Regions from separate parts of the Homo sapiens genome. Here region 2 is linked to region 1. Evidence: chromatin contacts called from ENCODE Hi-C or POLR2A ChIA-PET data. All regions are on one chromosome and are shown on one strand. Each heading gives the region's core, a stretch centred on a gene start or an enhancer-like site at or near the end of the contact. The rest is flanking DNA. Distances are from core to core; before and after follow the strand shown. Region 1 overlaps ST6GALNAC3 (ST6 N-acetylgalactosaminide alpha-2,6-sialyltransferase 3). Region 2 overlaps ST6GALNAC3 (ST6 N-acetylgalactosaminide alpha-2,6-sialyltransferase 3).

Region 1 (5,084 bases), core at 1,537-4,036:
TTGGTATCCAGGGGAAACAGCAAAAATGTCTCATTCTTATTTGGATTAGTAGAACAGCGGTTCTCAAACGTGAGCTTGCATCAGAATTACAAGGGGTGCTGATTAAAACACAGATTGCTGGGCTCATTCCTGGACTTTCTGGGTTGGTATGCTTGGATTGAGGCCCAAGAGTTTGCATTTCTAACAGAATTCCAGGCAATGTTGCTGCTGGTCCTGGGATCACACTTCAAGAACTACCGTGATAAAGAATTCTAAGATATCAAGTCACATTCAATTATTTTGAACATTTGGTCCTATAATCTTTATTCTATTGGCATATTGTTGCACGAACATCTAGCACTATTTTTGTTATGATATTTTTCACGGCGAGGAGTTTTTTAACCTCCTGTGAAAGTCCTACTGCAACTCTGTCATTTTATTCTTCACTTTCTTAAGATCTTGCTCCTCTGTAATTATACCAGATGGTGCTGCTCAGTAGCTTATAAGGGAGTGATGCTTCATCATTCTAGACAGAGAGACAAATCACTCTGTTCTCTGACTTTTGAATCAAGAATCAACATTTGTGTGTATGTTCAACCTGCTATTTGCTTTGCAATTTTGCTCATTAGGTATTTATTACCCTGACAGTGTATGAGTTAGTCATTTTCCTTCTGCCGTGTAGTTCAGATTAGCACTGTTTGACAACTGCCATCATCACAGCATTACCTCCAATAATATGTAATTTCTTTTTTGCCTATGTTATCTGGGTGAGGTAGTTATCTAGGAAGTATATCTACAAACGGAAGATCACAAACAGCATTCAGTTCTCTGACTTATCATGTTAGAAATGGATAACTAGGGCCATTTCCTTGGAGTTTCTAGCCCTGCGATTGGCATTGCTGAAAAGAAAGGAATATTATGACCAAAGCCAAGCGTTCTTTTTCATTTATTGTATGCTTTTTTTATGAAGAAGGTGGTATGAGGGAAGCATACAATTTAATGAGAAGCATTGAAAAAGAACAGAAACATTTATTAAGCTCTACTGGCAAAATGGATAGGCAACCCTTTACAGAAACATGGAAACCATGCAGAGCAGAGAACTGGTTAAAATTTAGAATGTGGAAAACAGTCTTATCTGAGATATTCAACAATTGGAGCAAAAACATATTTTCTTTTTCTTTATAATCTTCACTAAAAGGAGAACTAAAGTTATTACTAGATAACTCATGCAAAGGCACTATTACAGGCATGTAATAACATTCTTCTGACGTGAATAGGTTGTTTATTCTCTCCTAAAATACTTCTCTACACAGTTTTAATATTAAACTTATGAAATTTTCTTGAACTTTTGTTGATTGGAGGGTAGTAGAGAGAGAAGGGGATATAGTTGGGAGCTTTTGGGAAGGATTGTCAATCTATCTTAATTCTTCTAGTTGATAGTAGATTTTTGACCATTAAATCTTTACTAACAAAGGTGTTAATATCCTCGTAATGAAATGAGTGTCCTACACTACATCAGCTGTATCATTGTGGAGGTACAAAAGCTCCGAAGGTAAATGCAAAACAAAGAATGGTTGCTATTCCAAGGTGACTTTTTCATGACATGTTCTATATTTCTGATATGTCTTCTAGTCTTAACCTGTGAGTTCATAGCAAACACAGTTGGTTTTATTTAGGAGTGCATTAAATTTTATTCCATTGAGCAAATTTCACTTTTGCTTCATAGTGATTGTAATTAATTTGCTCTTTATCTTCTCTTTATCTTTACTTCACTCATTACTCATCTGACAGCTCGCCATCCCATCTTAATTGGGAGAGAAGACCCTTCCAAAAGTGAACCATTGGCAGTTCTGTCATCTGGAAAGAGATACATAAAATGTGTTAAGAAACAGAAATGACTATATAACTGGTTCATCATATTTCCTTAGCAGGTGGATTCTTGGTGGGCAAAGATCATGTTCCTGGTGCTTTTGCTGCCAAGCACATTGTGGGTGTTCAATAAATATTAAATAATAAGAAGAGTTTCCTAATTAAGATGAACATTTTTCTCTATTAAGCAGATGGTGCTCAATAGGAGTAACCCATTATTTATAAGTATGACACAAGGTGCTGGCAATTGTTGAGGAAATGTGGCTCTCACTTCAGATGCTGATTATATGTTAAAGCAAACTTTTGTGACAAACAGCTTGGTCGATATTAGTTAATGTTTGTGATTAAAACTGTTACTAAAGATGGACTTGTGTATGTAGGTCTGTAATTCTGCTGTTTTGATTCTTAATATTGGCTTCACCTATTCAAGTATTTCTGGCTATTTGATGCAAGGCAAGTTTGGGCAAATCAGTGTATACCTGATTTTACCCCATAGGTTCACCATTTGATTTGAATTCTCATCCTTGTCTGATTTCTAAAGAGATTTTTGTTTTGAGTCCTTTGAGTCTCTTTGTGGTTGCTAAAGCTAGATGTGAACACCTCCGTGATATTTGCAATGCTTATATTCGTAGCTGAAATCTCAGTGGAACTAAGGAGAGTTAATTAGGCATTCCCAAAAATACACATCGTTTTATGATTTTGCAGATCACCCCGATGAAAATAACAGTTTAATTTTGTCAAGTCATGTAAATTATAGTGAGAGGGATGATGAGAGTTCTCAGCTCTTTGGAGAAGTTAATTTTGTTGTCAGCACATCCACATTTCAAAAATCACAAACTAGAGGCAGAACTTTTCAGTGCCAGTGAGATTTGGTGATCAGATACTGTTTTCATTTCTAATGTCTGCCTTCTGTATAGCGCCTATGCAAATAGGGGCTTTCAAGGATGCAAAAGTAGCAACTTCCCCTATTAGGAGCGTAACTAGCAGCTGCTGTGTTTCTCATAAAAGAGAAAACATCCTGTTTACTAACATACAACCATACGCCCTCACCCGCGTACACTCACACCAAGCTCTTTTTTTAAGGCAGAGCTTTTATTTTGGTTTGAGATAGGCAGCACAGAAATGCAGTCTTTTACAAACATTCCTTGAGCACATATCCCCTGGGTGCTAAGTAGGTGTCAGTCATTGTTCTAGATGTGGGGAATCCACTGATACTTGAAACACATTCTCTAATTTTACTGGGAACTCGTCGGAACTTCTGACATTCATTGGCAAGTTCTTTGCATCTGGTCTCACCTCCTTATTTTTAATATTTATAAACCATGTTCATCAGGATGTCAGTAGAGAAGAAATGAAAGTAGCTGAGAAACCTTGCCGAGAGAGACCAAATCTCAAAGTGAACTAAAAATGTCTTGACCACAAGGATAGAAAGTGAACTAAGATATGTTCTTGAGGCAGCAAAAATAAGTATTGTGCCAAAATCCAGGCTTTACCTCAGTGTCAGATAATCAATGGACTAGAGATTTCACTGTGTTGCCCACAGCCCTGTTAAGAAATCAAGACCATGTGCTTTGTCTATAATCCTGGAGTCAGCCCAGAAGATGAGCTCATAAATATGTTAGCTTAAGTAAAGTTTATGATAATATAGACGATGAATCATCTTCCTGTTTTGAAAAGCATATATTCTATAACTCAGGATTTCTGGAGTCCCTCCAGAAATCTACATGACTTTTGCCCCATTTTCTTTAGGTCTTGATTCAAATGTCGCCTTATAAGAGAGCCCTTTTTTGACAACACTCTCCCACCCCCAACTCTCCCTTTTCTGCTTTTCAAACTCTATTTTCCTTTATGTTACTTGTTATGGCCTGATATGTGTTTGCTATTTTCTGTCTTCCCTTATTAGACTGTAAGCACCATGAGGGCATAACTTGTTGTTTACCTCTCTGCCCCCTCAAATAGCATCTGACACACATAGGTGACACTACCCAGTTGTTGAGTGGGTAACATGAGGTTGTTTGGGATTGTTAGTTCATTATCCTAGGCCTACACAGGGTCAGCATCACCAATATCGCTGTCTTCCACCTTCACATCTTGTCTCACTGGAAGATCTTCAGAGACAACAACATGCATGGAGCTGTCATCTCCTATGATAGCAATGCCTTCTTGTGGAATACTGCCTGAAAGACCTGCCTGCAGCTGTTTTACAGATATATATATATATATCTGTACATATATATATATATAGGGAGAGAGAGAAAGAGAGAGAGAGAATGCCCTCTAAAATAATGATGAAAAATAAAGTAAATACATAAGCCTAGTAACATAGTTGTTTATTATCATTATCAAGTATTATATACTGTACATAATTGTATGTGTTATACTTTTATATGGCTGGACATGCAGTAGTTTACCTAAACCAGCATCACCACAAACACATGAGTAATGCGTTGTACTATGATGCTATGACAGTTACGACATCAGTTGGCTATAGGAATTTTTCAGCTCCGTTTATAATCCTATGAGACCATGGTCATATATGCGGCTCATCTCTGACTGAAATGTCACTGTGTGGCACATGATTGTTTAACTTTCATGAGAGATTCTGATAACCAGGGGAACATTGAGGTGATATAATTTAATCCAAAAAAGTAGATGTTTCAAATAAGATTTTGTATTGGGTAAATAAATGATTACTGTTTGGCTTTTTGGAATTTCATGCATAGCTCAAGAATCTCTGTTGCCAACTTCATGGTCTCCTTAGTGGTACAGAGATCTCAGCAAAGAAACTCAGAAGTGAGCACAACACACTTATTTAATGGGTAAGGAAACCTAAGACCAGGGCAAATCTAGTGACTTTCTCAAGTCCCACCTCTTGTAGTGAAACTTCATTCATGGGGTCTTATGAATCCTAGGCTAGTGTCATGTTTACTGGCTCACAAGGACTGCCACCATTGAATTGAGCACCAGGTTGAGTATTTCTCAAATGTGCTCTGGGGACCATCTGCTTCAGAATCTTCTGGAGGGTTCTGCTAGAAACATAGCCTCTCAGCCCTGTGGATTCAGAACCTCTGGGAATGGCTCTGCATTTAAACAGTTCCCCAAGTGTGTCTTACACATTCCTATGCCTGGAGAACCAGTGACCCAATATGTGCAAGGATTCTTGATTCTCCTCCATGGAAAAATAAAAAAATTAATCGTATCTCCAAACTATATGAGTACATATCTATCGAGAACCT
Region 2 (5,084 bases), core at 1,927-4,426, 270 kb before region 1:
ACCTGAGAGGGGAGGTTCTGCTGGCCAGAGAACCTCTGGTAAGGAGGTGCAGGGGCTGGCAGTTGGTCAGGCCCATGGGCACTGTTACAATGAAGGCTGAGGGAAAACGGGTGGGGCATCGATTGCTTTGCTGCAGGTCCCATCCCGGATTCACCTTCCCAGGGATGCTAGATGGGAGTCTAGACATTGTCTCTACAGAGGATGAATCTGGAATTCAGAAAGATGATGGAGGCCCACTGTGGAGAAGCCGGTTCTTGAGAGTTGGGTGAGAATCCAGGCTTCCTGACTCTTGCTGCAGTGCCCTTTCCACTTGGCTACTTAAGGCAGAAATTTAAATTTGTGATGACTTTTGAGGCATACTGTACCTGATTCATGGAACAATATTGTCCTTCCCACCATGGGCTCTTTAGTCTTTCTTGGAGTGAAAAATTGTCAAAAGATTAAATCCTATTTGGGAGCCAGAGAAAAAGCAAAAGAATGGCTGAGCGTGTAAATAAAGTCTCCTAGGAAGATCATATTTTTGAAGGTATTTATTATTCATATCTTTTTGTCATTGTCGTGTTGTAAGTGTTTACCTGGGCTTCTAGCTTTTTGCTTTTCCAAGGACACTGCTGATCCATCCTAGAAGAAGCTGACAGCCACCACCTTGACACTGGCTTATTGCTGTCCAGGTTATTTAAGATGCGGAGGAAATCTTATCACAGAGAAGCAGCTTCTAAACATGTCCTGCCAGGTGGGTGATGAGGTAAAGACTGCCCAGGCGGCCTTGTGCACACCACATACTTGTGGAGCCACTTTGATGAAAGGGTCTGGATTATTTGCAAAGTCTTGTGCTAGGTGAAGGTGGGCTCTTTCTTAAATTCTGAAATGCCCACGAGTCTTTGGTAATGTTCATAGTGAAGCATCTGAGCTGAGCCTGAGGCTTCCCAGGAGGCTGTGCCAAGGACAAAACACACTGAGGATGTTGACCATGGCCTCCTGACAGAATGAAAGGCCCCCACAGTTTCAATTTAAACCGTAAACATTTAAATAGAAAATGAAGTGCTGGTGTATGACTCTGAACTTGTGAGACTAGCTGAAAACACCATTTTGACCGTTGGGCAGAGATTTCCCATCATGGGATCAGCCATAGACCATATCCACTGGGAACATGGAGAAAAGGTTTAGAGGTTCCACCAACATTTTCCTTAATTCTTAGATGCCTTTTGGTGGTTGAATTCTGTCCTTATTTTCTTATTTCCTGAAGCCCAAAATATAAGCTCTATAATGTGGTCATTCATAAACCTTTAGGGATATTCCTATTGGAAAATGTTGTGCAAGTCTTATTTTAGAGTTCCCAGAAGGGAATTACCGGACCTTAAGATATGCACGTTTTGAAGATATTGGATACAACTGGTCTCCAGAAGTGGGAAGACCATTTTTGCTCCTTTTAATAGTGGTGTCTGGTGTCTCTTTCCTCAGATATTCAGTAATGGATATGTCATGCTTTTTCATTTTGCCCTTCTGATAGGTGGAAAATGACGTAACATCCTTAATTTAAGTTACATTTTTTGGATGCCATTGTGAATTTTTTTTCCCCTATAGCTATTGCCTATTTGCATACCCTCTGAAGTTGCCCGTTCTTGAAGGACACTGATAATGTTCTCCTCCCCTGCCCTTTCCTTTTTGTTGCCAGAATAACCTAATCTAAACCAGAAACTCCATCTTTTCTTCCCCAGGGCTCCTATAGACCCATAGGCGGCTAGAGTGTACCTGTGAGCCTCTGGGGAGATGTCTCACCGCCAGAGAGCTGTCCCCAACTCAGGACCTCACCTGCCTGTGCGTGCGAAATTACACCTGAGATGGAGTGGCTGTGTCCAGCTAACAAAGCCGTTTGGGGAGGGGATTTCAAGCATGGCTATTCCTTGTTCACTTTAATAAAACATGGCATGAATTCAGGCAAAGGGACTTACTCCTTACTCCCTCACCTCAGATTTTTCTGTGTTTTGCTGTTGGTATAACTTGTCCTGTGTTGCTAAGTTTTAAACATATCTATATTTTGTTTAAAACACTAACCATGGCTTTGTTTGAGTGGCTTATTTTTATGTCCTAAGGAGTTGACCTAGACAGGGAACAGTTAGTCATATTCTGTTTCAGGCCAATGCCTCTGAGCCCCTTCCCTTCTCGTTTTTCTCTGTCTGAAATGATGCTCTTGGCTGGCCCCATTTTGCTGTTTGTCCAAACGGGCGCCCCTCAGCAATGGGCAACTTTCTCCATTTTGGTGTCTTATCTAAGACCTTGCCCACTGGCTTAAAGAGTTGGCTTGGGTTCCGTCACAGTGATGAGTTGCCTGTCCCGCCGTCTGTAGTCGGGAGGGCTTTTTCCGTGATGAGAATGAGCTGCAAACTCAGGCAAACACTGATCAGGAGAGACATGAAACCCAACCTGGCCCAGTCGGCTTAAAAATAGTCCAGTCATTTCACCCCTGGAATTTTCTCTTGCTTATGTGGGTGGACAATTCTCTTGGAACACCACCAAGATCATGAGGAGGAGAAAACAGAGCAGGCACCAACCACATGAATCCAACCCAGGCTGACCCCGTAGCCGGTGGTGCATTGGCCCTCACAGGTTTGCACCCTGCATGCAGGGCCCTTTCTCCCCCACGAGAGGGCGCTCTCGTCACTCTTAAAGCAATCGTACTGGGGAACACTCAGGTTGTTTCTTAGTGAAGTCCCCGAAGAGCACTGCATTTAAGCTGCTACTTTGTGTCTCAGCTTCTACTTTCAAGGTTTGTTATGAATGTAAAGACATTCTCCAACTCAAGCAAGTGTGGGCAATATTAGTGTCTGGAAACGCCTGTTGCAAATGAAGCACAGCCACTGCTTGTTTGTGTTTCGTTAGTGAAACGTGATTGTAACCCAGGGTTTTTGACGCTCACAGAAGCATCCGCCTTGGTAATGCTGTACATCCAGGCTGCTCTTCTTTGTCCCTAACCTGGTTGCAATGTGGCCGTAGCATGCTTGTGTTGACATCTGACAGGAGATGAGGACTTGACTTCCTGGGCTGATCTTGCTTATTTTGGGGAGAGCAGGAGTGCCCGTGGTTAGTGTGGATCAGCCTGACAGGAGATTTTCTATTGAGGGAGGATTTAAGACTGCATGCAGGCAAGGGAAATACAAGCCATATTTCACCAGCTCAATACACCAGGGAGCGCTACCATTTAACGAAAACCACCATTCTGACTTCCGGGTTTTTAGGTCATCTGGCAGCCACTGGGTGGGGTCAGTTTCTTGGCCCTTGATTAGAAGTTCCTTCTGATTACAAAACACCTCTTGATTGAAATCTTTGCATTTTCTTTGCATTTGCATTTCCACCAATCTTTTTATTTTTTATTTTTTTTGCCTTGGAGGATGTGTGTATGTGAGGGTGACCTTCTCTTTATTTGTGGGAATCGGGGAGTGCCCTCCTCCCTACAAAGTCACTATAAAGCTACGGGCTTTGCTGCCCTTGGTACAGGGTCTAGAAGTGGTTGTTGGGTGGTGACCAGCACAGTGACAGTTTATTTCCTGGACCTTTGAACCTAAATTCCCACAGGAAGAACATAAAGGACTCAGCAAATCTTGCCCCCCGACCCCCGTCTCCTCCATGCGCCTACACTGGAGCCATGAGTACTACTGCTACCGTCACTACAGCCAAATTATTATAGAGAATTACTATGTGCCAGGCATGGGTAATTTTTGGTTGTTTTAATCAACTTTGTTTCAAACAGCTTTAGATTTGCAGAAAAACTATGAATATAGCAAGAGTTCCCCCACTTTCTCCTTTTTTTATTTATTTTATTTTATTTTTTTGAGACGGAGTCTCTGTCGTCCAGGCTGGAGTGCGGTGGCGCAATCTCGGCTCACTGCAAGCTCCGCCTCCCGGGTTCATGCCATTCTCCTGCCTCAGCCTCCCGAATAGCTGGGACGACAGGCGCCCGCCACTACGCCTGGCTAATTTTTTTTTTTTTTTAATATTTTTAGTAGAGACAGGGTTTCACCGTGTTAGCTAGGATGGTCTCGATCTCCTGACCTCGTGATCCACCTGCCTTGGCCTCCCAAAGTGCTGGGATTACAGGTGTGAGCCACCGCGCCCGGCCTCCTATTTTTAACATATAGTTTCTCCTGTTGTTGTTGTTTTAATCATATTAGCATAACACATTTGTTACAATTAGTGAAGGAATATTGATACATTATTATTAACTGAAGCCAATACTTTATTCGGATTTCCTTTATTTTGACCTAGTGTCCTTTTTCTGCTCCGGGAGCCTACCCAGGATACCGCCTTACCTTAGTTGTCATGTCTTCTTAAGATCCTGCTGGCGGTAGTGGTTTCTCAGACTTTAAACTTGTTTTTAATGACCTTGACAGTTTTGAGGAGTACTGCTCAGGAGTTTAGTAGAAGGTTCCTCTTTTGGAATTTGTCTAAGGTTTTCTAATAATTAGACTGGGGTTATGGGTTTTTGAGAGGAAGAAGGCAGAGAGAAAATGCCATTCTTATCACATCATATTCAGGGTACATATTATTAACATGATTTAACGTTGTAGATGTTGAACGTCATCACCTCGCTGAGACGGTGTTTGTCAGGTTTCTTCTCGTAAAGTTACTGTCCCCTCTCCTTTTTTTATACTGTACTATCACAAGAAAGTGACCACGTGTAGTCCACACTTAAGGAGGGGGAGTTATATTCCACCCTCAGAGAGCACAGTACCTATAAACATTTTTGAAATTTCTCTGCACAGAAAATTTCTCTCTTCTTCCCCATTTATTTACGTATTCAATTGTTTATTTCTATCAATATGGACTCATAGAGATTTATTCCATACTTTGAGTTATAATCAAATAGTATACTACTAGATTTTGTTTGGTTTTTTTTTTGCCTCTGGGAGCTGTTTCACGTGACTCCTGTGTCCCTTTGACACACCCCCATCATTGCGGGTTTTTGTTTTTGAGGTGTTTCTTTCTTGCTTTCTTTGTGGCACTCACTACAAGATACTCCAGGATTATCTTGTACATCTTCTGCCCTAGTCCTTGAATCAGTCATTTCTCCAAAAAGCCCTGGCCTT

Evidence for each region. Hi-C counts contacts between places; a loop is a spot of excess contacts on that map. ChIA-PET counts read pairs that join two places held with the same protein, here RNA polymerase II (POLR2A). Pooled maps may share reads with other maps.
Region 2: a map of OCI-LY7 shows a loop between it and region 1 (2.4-fold over the local background). The contact joins two enhancer-like sites. A Hi-C loop is called at or near these places in 2 of 168 maps with a recorded cell type or tissue (OCI-LY7 and naive thymus-derived CD4-positive, alpha-beta T cell), 2 of 37 single-sample maps with no recorded cell type and 10 of 50 pooled maps. POLR2A ChIA-PET finds 5 or more read pairs at or near these places in 2 of 52 experiments (OCI-LY7 and activated T-cell).

Annotation. Positions count from the first base shown.
Region 1 is chr1:76,422,490-76,427,573 of GRCh38, forward strand. The region is part of intron 3 of ST6GALNAC3 (ST6 N-acetylgalactosaminide alpha-2,6-sialyltransferase 3); the gene reads left to right. Among named protein-coding and RNA genes, the nearest start is that of ST6GALNAC3, 350 kb to the left of the region's middle. RefSeq lists an enhancer at 3,120-3,359. Within about 2 kb of position 2,787, at least 4 of the 41 ENCODE cell types and tissues checked have a DNase peak (open chromatin) inside an H3K27ac peak, as active enhancers do.
Region 2 is chr1:76,151,660-76,156,743 of GRCh38, forward strand. The region is part of intron 1 of ST6GALNAC3 (ST6 N-acetylgalactosaminide alpha-2,6-sialyltransferase 3); the gene reads left to right. Among named protein-coding and RNA genes, the nearest start is that of ST6GALNAC3, 79 kb to the left of the region's middle. RefSeq lists a silencer at 2,622-2,731. Within about 2 kb of position 3,177, at least 19 of the 41 ENCODE cell types and tissues checked have a DNase peak (open chromatin) inside an H3K27ac peak, as active enhancers do.